Linked DNA regions of Homo sapiens: region 1 is linked to region 2. Evidence: chromatin contacts called from ENCODE Hi-C or POLR2A ChIA-PET data. All regions are on one chromosome and are shown on one strand. The core of a region is the stretch at or near the end of the contact, and the rest is flanking DNA. Distances in the headings are between cores, read along the strand shown.

Region 1 (6,227 bases), core at 671-3,170, 59 kb before region 2:
CAAACCAAGTAGTGTCTGTCAGCCCTCTTAACTCTGTGCACGCCCTATTTCAGTCTTTTACATTTGTTCTTCTAGGGAATGTATGCATCTCTATATATATTTTCCCTCTCAAAACCAGAACATCAACAGTGCTGTTTCTGACACTTCAGACATCCCACGCAAAGCCACATTGAATTTTTGCCAAATGAAAAACACATCCAACAATCAAGTTTCTAAGAAGGTGTCAAGTGGGGAATAATAATAATGTATAATAATCAAGAAATTAGTTTATTAAAAGGAAGCAGAAGCATTGACCATTTTTTCCCAGAGAAGAGGAGAAATCTGTAGTGAGCAAAGGACAGACCATGAATCCTCCTTGAGAAGTAGTACTCTCAGAAAGGAGAAGCGCCACTCAAGTTCTTTTAACCCAAGACTTTAGAGAAATTAGGTCCAAGATTTTTATATGTTCAGTTGTTTATGTATAAAAATAACTTTCTGGATTTTGTGGGGAGGAGCAGGAGAGGAAGGAAGTTAATACCTATGTAATACATAGAAACTTCCACAATAAAATGCCATTGATGGTTGAAATTGCTGCTGTGGTCTGATTCTAAATATTGTATGAGGTTCCAATGGTCATTTTAATCCCAGTCATCTTAAGTAGTAGTACAGAGATTGAATGTTCAAGATTTCACATCATTTTAGGCTTGTGGATCTCCAGTAGACTTCTCCCTCTTTAAGAGCAATTCTAACTTTAAAAGGGCAGAACCAGAGAAAGAATTAAGTGACAGAAATTGACATTTCTGAATAAGAGGTGTATTCATCTGTTTTCACATTGCTATAAAGACACTACCTGAGACTAGGTAATTTATAAACAAGAGAGGTTTAATTGACTCACAGTTCCACATGGCTAGGGAGACCTCAGGAAACTTACAATAATGGTGGAAGGCAAAGGAGAAGCAAGCACCTTCTTTACAAGGTGGCAGGAGAGAGAGCGAGCACGGGGGAAACCACCATATTTAAACCATCAGATCTCATGAGATCTCCCTCACTATCGTGAGAACAGCATGCAGGGGGAAAATGCCCCATGATCAGTCACCTCCCACCAGATCCCTCCCTCGACACAGAGGATTACAATTCGAGATGAGATTTGGGTGGGGACACAGAGCCAAACCATGTTGGGGGGATTACCTGTAAGTGAACCAGGTGTATGTGCTAAGAGACCTGCACCATCCCTGGAATTTGCAGAGAGCCCACCTGCACATTATTATGGGACCAGAGGCAGTATATGTTGTGGTGTTTGGTTCCTTAAGCTGGTAGCTCCTTGAAGAGGGGATTATAACTTTAATGTTTCTTACTACTCTATCAATTTTGGAAATGGTGATTTACTTTATGGAATGGCCAAACAAGGTTCTGTTCCCCAAGCCTTCCCTACCTTCAACCTCTTTCTCTACCTTTCTCTTTTCTCTCAATAGCAAAAAAGCAAAACCCAACAACAAACCATATAAATGACTTTGTAACTTCCCAGAGATGGTTTTTGTATGCAAAGTAGTGTTCTACACTCTGGAAAAAATAGAAATGTATTTCTTTCAGCCTGAACTGGGTGGACATAATTGGATCTGCCTCTGAGAGCAAGGAATAGCACCTGTTCACTAACCTCCCAGAATCGTAATCCTGAAAATCTCCACTTTCATCCAAGGCACAGGCGTGGTGGAAACGTATCATGGCTACTCTGAAGCAAAGAAGGTTCTGCATGCCTTGGGAGGAGAGCCACACAGGCACAGTTCCTTGTTTTTGGAAAGGGACACCAAATCCATGCTAAGGCAGTCACGTGGGCACATACCAGTTTTCATAGAGGATATGACCTCAGAGAGTGAAGCTTGAATTGTTTCACAATTTGTGGTTCTGCCAGTTAGCCAGAGTTGTAGAAGTTCCCGTTTCCTTATAAGGGAAGCTCATCTAAAAGGAATCCTGCTTAATTCTTTGGTCATATGAGTGTCTACATCCTGTCAGGATTAGTACCATTGAGACAGGTCTCATAAAAGTGGGGTGTACTAGAGATAGTTCATTTTTGTTACATCTCATCACGGTGAGGGTGGTGAGCTTTCTCCTGGCTTATCAGGAGAAAACAAGGATAAGTTTAAAACTTGGATGGGGATTATTGAAGATAGGTGTGGAGGACCATGGGGGGCTCATCAAGGCACAGGAGAGAGACAGCTCTCTGCTGCTTCTCGTGGGGGAAGGGAAAGAGATTCTAGACATTTGGAGAAGGCTTAAAGTTGGAAGTAGATACACCAGTGGAAAAGGCTTTCAAACAGGTGCCCCTGGGATGATGGATAAGAGAAGCTTGGCACACAGACTATAAAGAATATGGCCCAAGGGCCCTAGCCCAGGGCTTCTCACATGACTACATGCAGGAATCACTGAGGGAGCCTGTTAGGAAGCAGCTTCTGACTCAGCACTCAGCCAGAGAGTCTGCAGTTCTCGCCAGCTCCCAGGAGATGGTGACTGCCGGTCCAGACACCACCCTTTGAGTAGTGAGGTCCTAGAGGTCACATTTGTCCAACATGAAACTGGGGAGGGGGGGTTTCCCTAAGAGCAAGGGCAGTCAGGACCATGAACCAATCTTATGCCTCCTGGAGCAGAGCTCTCCACCTCATCCTGGTGGTCTTGGAAGAGTGAAGAGATTCAAAGCACACGATGAGCTTTAACATAAGCTGCTGGCTTTGGCTACTGGGATTGAGCTTTATGAAAGTGTTCTGTTCCCACAGCAGTACAACATGGACTTCAGACCCTGGTATGTGGCACTGAGATACCTTGTGTGGACACCAGGGTGGGTGAGATTGGGTGATCAGTAGACATCACAGAAAATGCAGGGAAAAGAGCATCAACAAAGATGACATTGGGGGAAAGAGCTCTGGAACCTGACTGTCGGGGTTCAGATCCCAGCTCCACCACTTAGCAGCAGCATGAACTTAAGTTTCTTAATTTCTCTGTGCTTTAGTTTCTTCCACTATAAAATGAGAATAATGGGCCAAACTTCAAGGGCTATTGTGAAGATTAAATGAGCTAGAACAGGTATTTAGAACAGGAACTGGCATTTAGAAAACACCCCCAAAATGCTAGTTGTTGTTACTACCAGTGGCCCTTGAAGCCACCACACACCTGTCCTACCTCTTCATCTCGACATATACACAGCCTGACCTGTCTCAGCCTCTCACCTCACAGCTTCTCCCTCCCACTGGGCTAACCTCTGAGAACAAGGACCTTGTCTTACTCCCCTCTGTAAGTCTTCCCAGCACCTTGTGTAGTAATTTGAGGTTATTGCTGAATGTATCAAATAAAATGTTCTCCATCAGAAAAAGATTGAGATCCTCTTGTAGAAATTGCTGTACCCCAACTCTCCAAACCCAGGCTTCAGCTGGTATGGCAGCCAAGCCTTTCCACTGAGCTCTCTGGAAGTCCTCAGCCTGATGTATTTTTGGATTGTGTCTCCAGAATATGTCAAAATAGCTTTCCCCACACAAACACGATTGCTGCCCCCAGATCCTCAAGCCAGTCAGAGCCATCACTGGGGCCCCTTTTGGCACCATATTCTTGCAACATGTGGAGGAGGAAGCATTGAAAAGCACGTTAAAGCGGTGGAGTTTACCGCTTACAAAGAAGCACTTTGTGGTCTCAGAGTCCTGTTGCCTAAAGAGTGAGTTACTACTTTTTAGGTAAATACCAAGATAGGGGATCTTCCAGCAACACTCTTACAGATGAGAGAGAAGCAAAGTGGGAAGAAAACATGTTAGGGTCTCACTCTAAGGTTGGCTTGGCCTGATTTGGGAATTGGGTTCCCGATTGTTTTTCCAAATGGATAACTCAAGATCCTTAATTGCATCTGAAACCACAGATGGCCAGTTGTGGGCAAGGTTTATGGACTGAGGGATGTGAGGCCTTTTTGTGACCTTTGATGAATCACTTTACTTCTGGAACTTGGAGCGCTCATTCATTAAGGGAAGATTTGAACTAGCCCCCAGTTTGGGAATCTAGGTCATTCTGAGAAGATTCCTCCAGCTGCCAAGTTTCCATTTAGCATGCTATTTTGGAAATTTGCCACTAGAGGCCGCTGTGAATACAGTTTAGCCTTGCAGCTTTTTCAAAGGCAGAAGCCTGCAGAAACCTTTCATGAGTTACTAAGACTTGCCTGCTATTTCTTGGTTGTGGAAAGCCAGCAACTGCTCAGATTGTGAGAGGGTAGAGTTGAGATGTCCACCTGGCACAGAATGAGCCTGTAAACGTGCTCCGTTGACACGGGCTGGCCGGCCTTCTTTTTTGTCTACGGGACTAGATGGAGGAGCCCTCCGTGCATGGTAAGGTTGGCTGAGTCCTGTGACCAGGTCCTGGTTCTGTAGCGTACCTTCTAAAGGGCTAGTTCCCTCTTGGCTGTTTAATATTCTGCTTTACAGTTGAATTCATTCATTCAACAAGTAATTTTGGAGCTCCTCTTATACATCCACCACCAGCAAATATTTTAAAAGAATCAGAGAAAGTCAACGAAAAGGAACCTTAGAGGAAAGCAAAAAGTTATTGTCCCTTCTGTGTTTCATGGTCTGTGGATGCTCCTCGTACGTATTTTTCTCTTAATCCCCCAAACCAGCCTCTGAAGTTGGTATTATTATGCCCATTCCTGGATGAGCAAACTGAAGACCAAAGGCAAGTAGCACAAAGCCTTGTACAGACTGAATGGATGGAATAAAGGGCCGGACCTTGCATGGCTAATAAAAGGCAGGGCTGGGGCTTGAATATGGGGAATTTGGATCCCAAGTTCTGCTCTTTTCCTATGATCTCCACCTTTGACATACAGAGGAGAAAGATGAGGTGCAGGAAAGGAATAATCTGGTGGCAGGGCAGAGGTTAGAACCTGAATCTCCTGCCTTACTGGCTGGGGTTGTTCAACTGACTTCTCCATCCTAGCGTGTCCCCAGGCCAAACTGACTGGCTGGCCCTAGCCTCAGCTGTCTCTACGCTCCTTCCAATCAGAGCCTGAACCAGGCCTGTGGAGGCGCAGCAGGAGGAAGGGCACACAAATGACCCTCATCAGGATGTTTATTGGATCATAACTGTATTATCCTCACCACTCAGCTAATCTCATAGAAATCGCTTTCCTCTCCGTGAGGATCTGGCCACAGCTCCATTAAGAGCTGCTGCCCTGCATACCTGTGAGGAAGCTCTTATACAGCAGAAATAGTGGAGAGGAGAGAGAAGTCATATTTCTACTTCCTCATTACACTGACGGGGGCAAGTGGCAATTTCACTGTATAAGAAAGGCCCTCAAAGGAAAGGGAGTTCGAAGTTCGTGATTTTGGGGGCAACATTCGGCTCCGAAGGAAATGTTTCCTTTGTGCTTCCCTTTTTGAAAGCATTTGTGATGCTGTTTAAGATCAAATAAGAAAAGGGAAGGAATTTGTGTTTGGGGAGCTCACGACGTGCCAGGTACTTTATACATATTATTCCATTAATCCTCTCTGAAGAGCTGTGGACAGGGCATCACAATGCCCCTCTCATAGATGAGTCTGTTTCATAGATGAAGGCACCGCCTTAGTTGTCTGGGCCTTGGCGGGGCTGAGCTAGGAGTCTGTTCTTTCCCTCTGTTGCACTCTTAATTCACACAGGGATGGTTTCCCTGCCGTTCTTTTTCCCCTCCTCCCTCCAGCTGAAAAAATATGGAAACTAGTTTTCAAGCCAGGACTAGTCACTGTCTGACTTTGACTTTGGTAACTTCCTTTCCCAAGCCTTAGTTTTTCCATCTGTAGAATGAGAGGCCCAGACTCTCATTCTAACTGCATCTAGTTTAAACCTCTATGATTTTATAATAGTATTTTTCTCCCAGGGAGCTCCCAGTACATCCTCATCTAATTGGAATCTCATACCAACTCTGGAAGGAATGGTAGTATGGTTATATTATTAACCCCATTTTTAAGCTGGAGGAAGAGACCAGAGAACCCGGCACTCTGTTGCAAACTCCCCCGCCGGCCCCCTCCGCAGGCCAGCTGCCTCCAAGGGGCTGTCAGCAGCAGCTCCTGCAGCCTGACACTTGAGCCTTACGCAGGCTCCTGACAGAATTATCAGAGAACTGGGGAACAAATACTTCCCGTAATCGGGGCGACGGTTCTTAGCCAGAGGTGGAGGAGGCAAGATGTGAAGTGTGTCTGATGAGTTCCTCTCCCAGTGTAGGGTCAGAGCTAATAAAACCCAAGGAAATC
Region 2 (5,890 bases), core at 839-3,338:
GCGTGGTGGCACATGCCTGTAGTCCCAGCTACTAGGGAGGCTGAGGCAGGAGAATCGCTTGAACCCAGGAGGCGGAGGTTGCAGTGAGCTGAGATTACACCACTGCACTCTAGCCTGGGTGACAGAACGAGATTCCATCTCAAAAATAAAATAAAATAAAATAAAATACAGAGGTTGACGGCAATGTTGGAGGAGGAGGTGGACCTTTTACCCCATCGAAGATTTCACATATCTTAGTTTAGTTGTCTTCCTGACTAAACCCTGTGAACAGCTCCTGTTTACTGGGCATCTATTTTGGGCCAGGCATGAGGGTCAGTGTTTTGCTTGTGAAATCTGTGTTAGTTCGCTGGGACCATTGTGGCAAATACCACAAACTGAGTGGCTTAAATAAGAAAAATTGATTTTCTCACAATTCTGGCGGCTAGACGTCGGAGATCAAGATGTCAACAGAGTTCATGTCTTCTGAGGATGGCTGTCTTCTTTTTCATCTCTGTGTCTTCAGATTGTCATCTCTCTGTGCACCTCTGTGTCCTAGTCACCTCTTCATATGAGGACACCAGCCATTGGATTAGGGTCCACTGCCATGACCTCATTTTACCTTAATTACCTCCTTAAAGACCCTATCTCCAGGCTGGGCATGGTGGCTCACGCCTGTAATCCAATCACTTTGGGAGGCCAAGGTGGGCAGATCACCTGAGGTCAGGAGTTCGAGACCATCCTGGCCAACATGGTGAAACCTCGTCTCTACTAAAAATACAAAAATTAGCCGGGCATGGTGGTGCGTGCCTGTAGTCCCAGCTACCTGGGAGGCTGAGGCAGGATAATCACTTGAACCTGGTAGGTGGAGGTTGCGGTGAGCCGAGATCACGCCACTGCACTCCAGCCTGGGTGACAGAGCGAGACTCTGTTTCAAAAATAAAAATGAAAATAAAAAAATAAAAAAGACTCTATTTCCAAATATAGTCACATTCTGAGGACCTGGAGATTAAGATTTCAATACATGAATTTTGGGGGATACAGTTCAGCCCATATCATGATCTCATGTGATTCTTCCAGCAGTCTCCCCATCTTGCAGTCTGGATGCGGAGTCTGGAAAGGGAGAACAGGGGTTCCCAAGCTGCAGCAGGTACCAGTGTCACCAAAGATTGCTGGGCTCCACCCCGCAGAGTTCCTGATCCTGTGGGTATGGGCTCGGCCTGGGAATTTACATTCCTATTAATAACATTCCCAGGACATGCTGGTGCTGCTGGTCTGGGCATCCCACCTTGAGAACCACTGAAGGAGAGGAATTTGCCCAGAAGAAGGACTCCACTTGCTCTGGCCTGTGGCTTTGATCCTGTTTTAATGACTTCCAGAGCAGCCGCTTGTCTCCAAGCATCTGGATGCCAAGTGCGCTGGCCTGTCTGGGTGGGGGTACTCAGCTCATGGCATGCTCTCTCTCCCCCTCTCTCTCCACAGGATAGGCGCATTCAGCCTGAATTCCAGGACGGGCAAACCCATGCCAGCTGTGTCCAACGGGTACGTTGCCAGACATCTCTGGCCCTGGAGTCCTTAGACATTCAGCCAGCTCTGCAAAGGGGGCCTCAGAGTCTGGGCCTCGTCCCTGCTCCCATCACTGCGAATTTGGCCCTGATCCGGGGACAGAGAGTCCTGGGTTCCTCCTTAGGCACCCAGGCTCTTTGGGCCCTGAACAGAGGCCCCCACTCGGCAGTGGGCCCCTCCCCCATCCAAGCTAGAGCTTGGGCATCTCAAGCCCCAGTGGCTCCTGGGACTTCAGGGAGAGGGTGGGGCTTACAGGTGGGGGATGTTGTCTATGAATAGCGGGGCTGGGCACTCTCTGTTCCCTTCCTCTCTCCCTGGCCTGGCTTCTCTAGGCCCCCAATCCCCACCCTTCTCTCCCCCTCTTTCCTCCCCTGTCTTTATCCTTTCCCCCCTGTTCCCCTCCCTTGTTTTGGCTGCTGGATGTCCGCCTCCTCCTCACCACAGAGTAGATCCAGCTGAATCCCCACTTTTCACGTTTGCTCGTTTGCTCGCCAGCTGCGGTGGGCCAGCCTCACTCCACCACCCTGACCATCTGGCTTCGGCTGGCCTCATGCAAATGTGGCCAACGCAGAGCCTCCCCCTCCTTCCCTCCCCTTCTTTCCCGGTTGGGGAGTTCCCACCCTGGCTTCTTTCTCACGCCCACTCGCCCACTGGGGCTGGAGGTGGGGGTGTGCAGGGCAGGGAACCTCTGCCTGGAGGGGCCTCTGCAGAAGGGCATTTTGTTGGGGTAAGCAGAGCTCCCCTGGCCTTCCCTGAGAGCTCTCAGGAATTGAGGTTGCAGCAGCTGGATATGCCACTGGACCAGCTGCAGGTGGGGAAGGGGCCTCCGGCGGGCCCGGGGATGCTCACAGCCCAGGGAGAGCATGGATGCTAATTCACCTGGAGAGTAGAGAAGCAGCAACTGGGGAGGCAGCAGGAGTCAGACAGAGATACAAAGACAGGGAGGGAGGGAGAGAGAGAAAGGAAGGCCAAGAAGGTGGGAGCAGGTTGGGGCTGGAGAGGAGGGAAAGAAGGATCGGAAATAGAAGAAGGACTCAGAGGCAAAGAGAGGAACAGATGGAGAAACATGGGGCGGAGGAGGCTGGCGTGGAGGATTCTATCTCCCTGGGCAAACAAATCATGTCTTTACTACCATGGAGGACCAGACCAGCGGGTGGGGAGGGGCTTTGAGGCACTCAGCTCAGCTGCCCAAGTCTAGGGGGACAACCTGGCAGGCACTGTCCCCTGTCCGTGGCAGGGGATGCCCCAGATGTGGCCCCCGCTCTGCTCACCTGATTTGGAGAGATCTGGGCTGTCCTGCCAGCCCTCCAGGGCCGGCTTCCCTTCCTCCCCTGCCTCCTCTGTTTGAGAGCCTCTCCCTCCAATAGCTGGTGCTGGGAAGAGCTCCATCAGTGGTTCTCAAAGTGTGTTCCACAGACAGCATGCTGGTGGCCCTGTGGCTGGCCTGAGGTGTGAGGCTGGATTTTACCAGCGTTGCACAATTGTGAAGTAAAGGGTGCAGGGAGGGGGATGCTGCTCACTGCGGGCCTTCTCTGTGCCAAGCACTGTGTGGTATATACAGTCACGCTCATTATATAGGGGAGAAAACTGAGGCTCAGAGAGGTACAGGAATGAGCCCAAAGTCACAGAGCTGCTGGACAAGCCGACATTTTCCTCTCCCTCCCAGTGGCCCCTGACTACACTGGGACTCCCCCACCTCTGGCTTAGTCCCAAACATTAGAGTGGGCTGGGATGGTGCCTGAAGGAGGGGGTCCTATCTAACCAGGGGAAGAGGTGGTTCAGTTCCCCTGAGTGGAGCCCCAGCCGAAGAACTTGCCCTCCTGGAGGGATGTGCTGGGGTGGACCGACTTCACGGACCTTGATCTGGTTGCCCACTTCACTGGGGAGCTGCACAGTCGGCTGGGATCTCTCACTCCCAGGGAGACCCCAGCCAAGGCATTTAAGGGGAGGTAGCCATGGGAAGGAGCCTGGGCAAGCTGCCAGCGAGGGCCCACCAGCCCTCCTGCCTTCCTCCCTCCCGTGACACATCAGAGTGGCTCAGAGCTGGACTGTCCCGGGACGCTGGGGGTCAGCTGGGTGTGAGGTGGGGTGGCTAGCCCATGAGGTCTTTTGCCCACAGAAGTGGTCTTTGGATGGAAAGTTTGAGAACCACTGGTCTGGAAGCCTCCGGGTGAGTCTGGATGCTTTTCCAATTCTAGGACTTTCACTGCAGGCACTACCCTTCCTGGTGGGCTCTCGGGGAGCAGGGGGTGGGGCAGCTCCAGGCTCGGGGACCCGGTCCCAGGAAGCAGTGCACTAGGCCACACTGCCACAAGGATCTCAGGAGACTCTGTCTTCTCAGGGGCTTTGGGGTGATCTGCTGGATGGTAGGGGGCGGGGGAGGATGGGCAGGGGGCTGATTGAGGGAGTGTCAGGTTTATGGCTCTGTCTTTGTCTGGCTTTCCATTCTTTCATCTTCTCCTCTCCCAGTGGTGTCCCAGGAAAGAAATGTGGCACCATCATCCTGTCCGCTGAGGAGCTCAGCAACTGTAGGGTGAGTGGCAGAGGACTCCAGCACAGGACGTGGTTGGGGTGGGGGTGATGGAGTGCAGGCTGGCCTCCCTGAGCCCCTGGAGGGAACCGAGGGTAGACAGGGCTCCTGATGCTGACCTGGCTGTCATAGAATTTTGCAACATCAGAGCTAGTGGGTGTTTTCCCTTTTTATAGCTGAGCAGACTGAGGCCCGGAGAGGAGAAGGAGCTCACCCACAGTCAGCAGCAGAGCCCAGCTGAGCCCCGTCCCCTAGCTCCCATGCCAGGGCTCCCTCCCCTCCCCATCACAGCCACCACTCACGTGTCCTTGAGCCGAGACTGCCTTGGCACCAACACTGTGGCAGCAAAGACCTTTTCAGTCTTGAAGGAAGCCTGGGTGCTTGACATTTAGCTGTCATTTTTCACTTTCAGCTCTGGAGTAGGGTGACACCCTGCATGGGGCGGATGGAGTGTGTCTGTGCGTACGCATGTGTTGGGAAGAAGTCTGCAGTCCCAGGCAGCCCTTGGTCTTGCTTTTACTGTAGGACTGTGGGGGAGCAGGAGATGGGGACAGCTGAGCACACAAAGAAGGGGCTCAGGGGACCTCATAATTAATAATAATGATAAAGTATCATAATGGTGATGGTCAGTATTTGTCAAGTAATAGGCACTTTACATAAGTTATCGCTGCTCTTGACAATCATCCTAAGAGGCAGGTACTAAAATGTTACTCCCATTCTATGGATGAGGAAATTGAGGCTCAGAGAGGCAAAGTCACCTGCTCAAGGATGACAAACAGCAGAGCCATGACTCTACTCCAGGTCAGCTTGATTCTAAGATCCGGGCTCAGCCCCAAAAGCACCACCATCTAACCTAAGAGTGGCTATAAAAGTGGGAAAGTGGTGGGGCTTGGAGAGAAGAGGAGGCTGGGACAGATGCAGGGAGAGGCAGGGTGCAAGTGTAAACAAAGCCTGGGCTACCCTGGGAACACAGCTTCCCATGGAGCTGGGAGGGATGACCAGGAGAAACAAGATTTTCCTACCTTCCTGGGAGGTCAGTGCTACGGATCAGCTATCAATCAATATTTACCCTACTAGAAATTTAAACAGAATTTTAATGTATGTATTAATTCCTTTAAAAATAATTTAATTCCTTTAAAAATAACAATAGTTGAACCCATTATGGGTCAACATAAATAACGCATTTTTTTTGGGGCCGGGCACGGTGGCTCACGCCTGTAATCCCAGCACTTTGGGAGGCCGAGGCGGGCGGATCACGAGGTCAGGAGTTTGAGACCAGCCTGGCCAGCATGGTGAAACCCCGTCTCTACTAAAAACACAAAAAATTAGTTGGGCCCGGCAGGCAGAGGCTGCAGTGAGCTGAGATTGGAATCTCGGCTCCTCTGCACTCCAGCCTGGGCGACAGAGCGAGACTCCATCTCAAAAAATAAATAAATAAAATAAGACATATTTTGAAAAACAACAATAACTCCCAATAATCATTTAATGAGAAGAGTGGCCTTGTTTTACATTTTTGCAAATCTCTTTAACGTCTGACTTAATGGAAGACATCTGGATTCTCATAGCTGCTTCTGTAGTCAATCTGTTGTGAAATCCCTGTCAGATAACCTCTGGAAAACTCTTCATCTTAGCATTATTATGTAAATAGTTTTGACCCCACGGATCCCTCGGGGTTCCTGGTCCATACTTTGAGAGCTGCTGGTATAGAGGTATAACAGTGTTAGAGAACATTAATTGAGTCATTATTTTGGGCCATACACTGTGGTAAGTGGTTTACATGTATTGACTTGCTTACCTAACATATTATAATATATAATG

Evidence for each region. Hi-C counts contacts between places; a loop is a spot of excess contacts on that map. ChIA-PET counts read pairs that join two places held with the same protein, here RNA polymerase II (POLR2A). Pooled maps may share reads with other maps.
Region 1: a map with no recorded cell type shows a loop between it and region 2 (2.1-fold over the local background). The contact joins two enhancer-like sites. A Hi-C loop is called at or near these places in 10 of 168 maps with a recorded cell type or tissue (CD14-positive monocyte, Calu3, GM12878 and 7 more), 8 of 37 single-sample maps with no recorded cell type and 15 of 50 pooled maps. POLR2A ChIA-PET finds 5 or more read pairs at or near these places in 7 of 52 experiments (AG04449, H1, K562 and 4 more).

Annotation. Positions count from the first base shown.
Region 1 is chr6:36,849,169-36,855,395 of GRCh38, reverse strand. PPIL1 (peptidylprolyl isomerase like 1) reads left to right here. Exons shown (of 4, transcript NM_016059.5): 4 at 1-567. Among named protein-coding and RNA genes, the nearest start is that of CPNE5, 13 kb to the right of the region's middle. Within about 2 kb of position 1,920, at least 17 of the 41 ENCODE cell types and tissues checked have a DNase peak (open chromatin) inside an H3K27ac peak, as active enhancers do.
Region 2 is chr6:36,790,218-36,796,107 of GRCh38, reverse strand. It overlaps CPNE5 (copine 5), which reads left to right. Exons shown (of 21, transcript NM_020939.2): 7 at 1,459-1,518; 8 at 4,012-4,075. Among named protein-coding and RNA genes, the nearest start is that of CPNE5, 46 kb to the left of the region's middle. RefSeq lists enhancers at 1,320-1,984, 1,985-2,651. Within about 2 kb of position 2,088, at least 4 of the 41 ENCODE cell types and tissues checked have a DNase peak (open chromatin) inside an H3K27ac peak, as active enhancers do.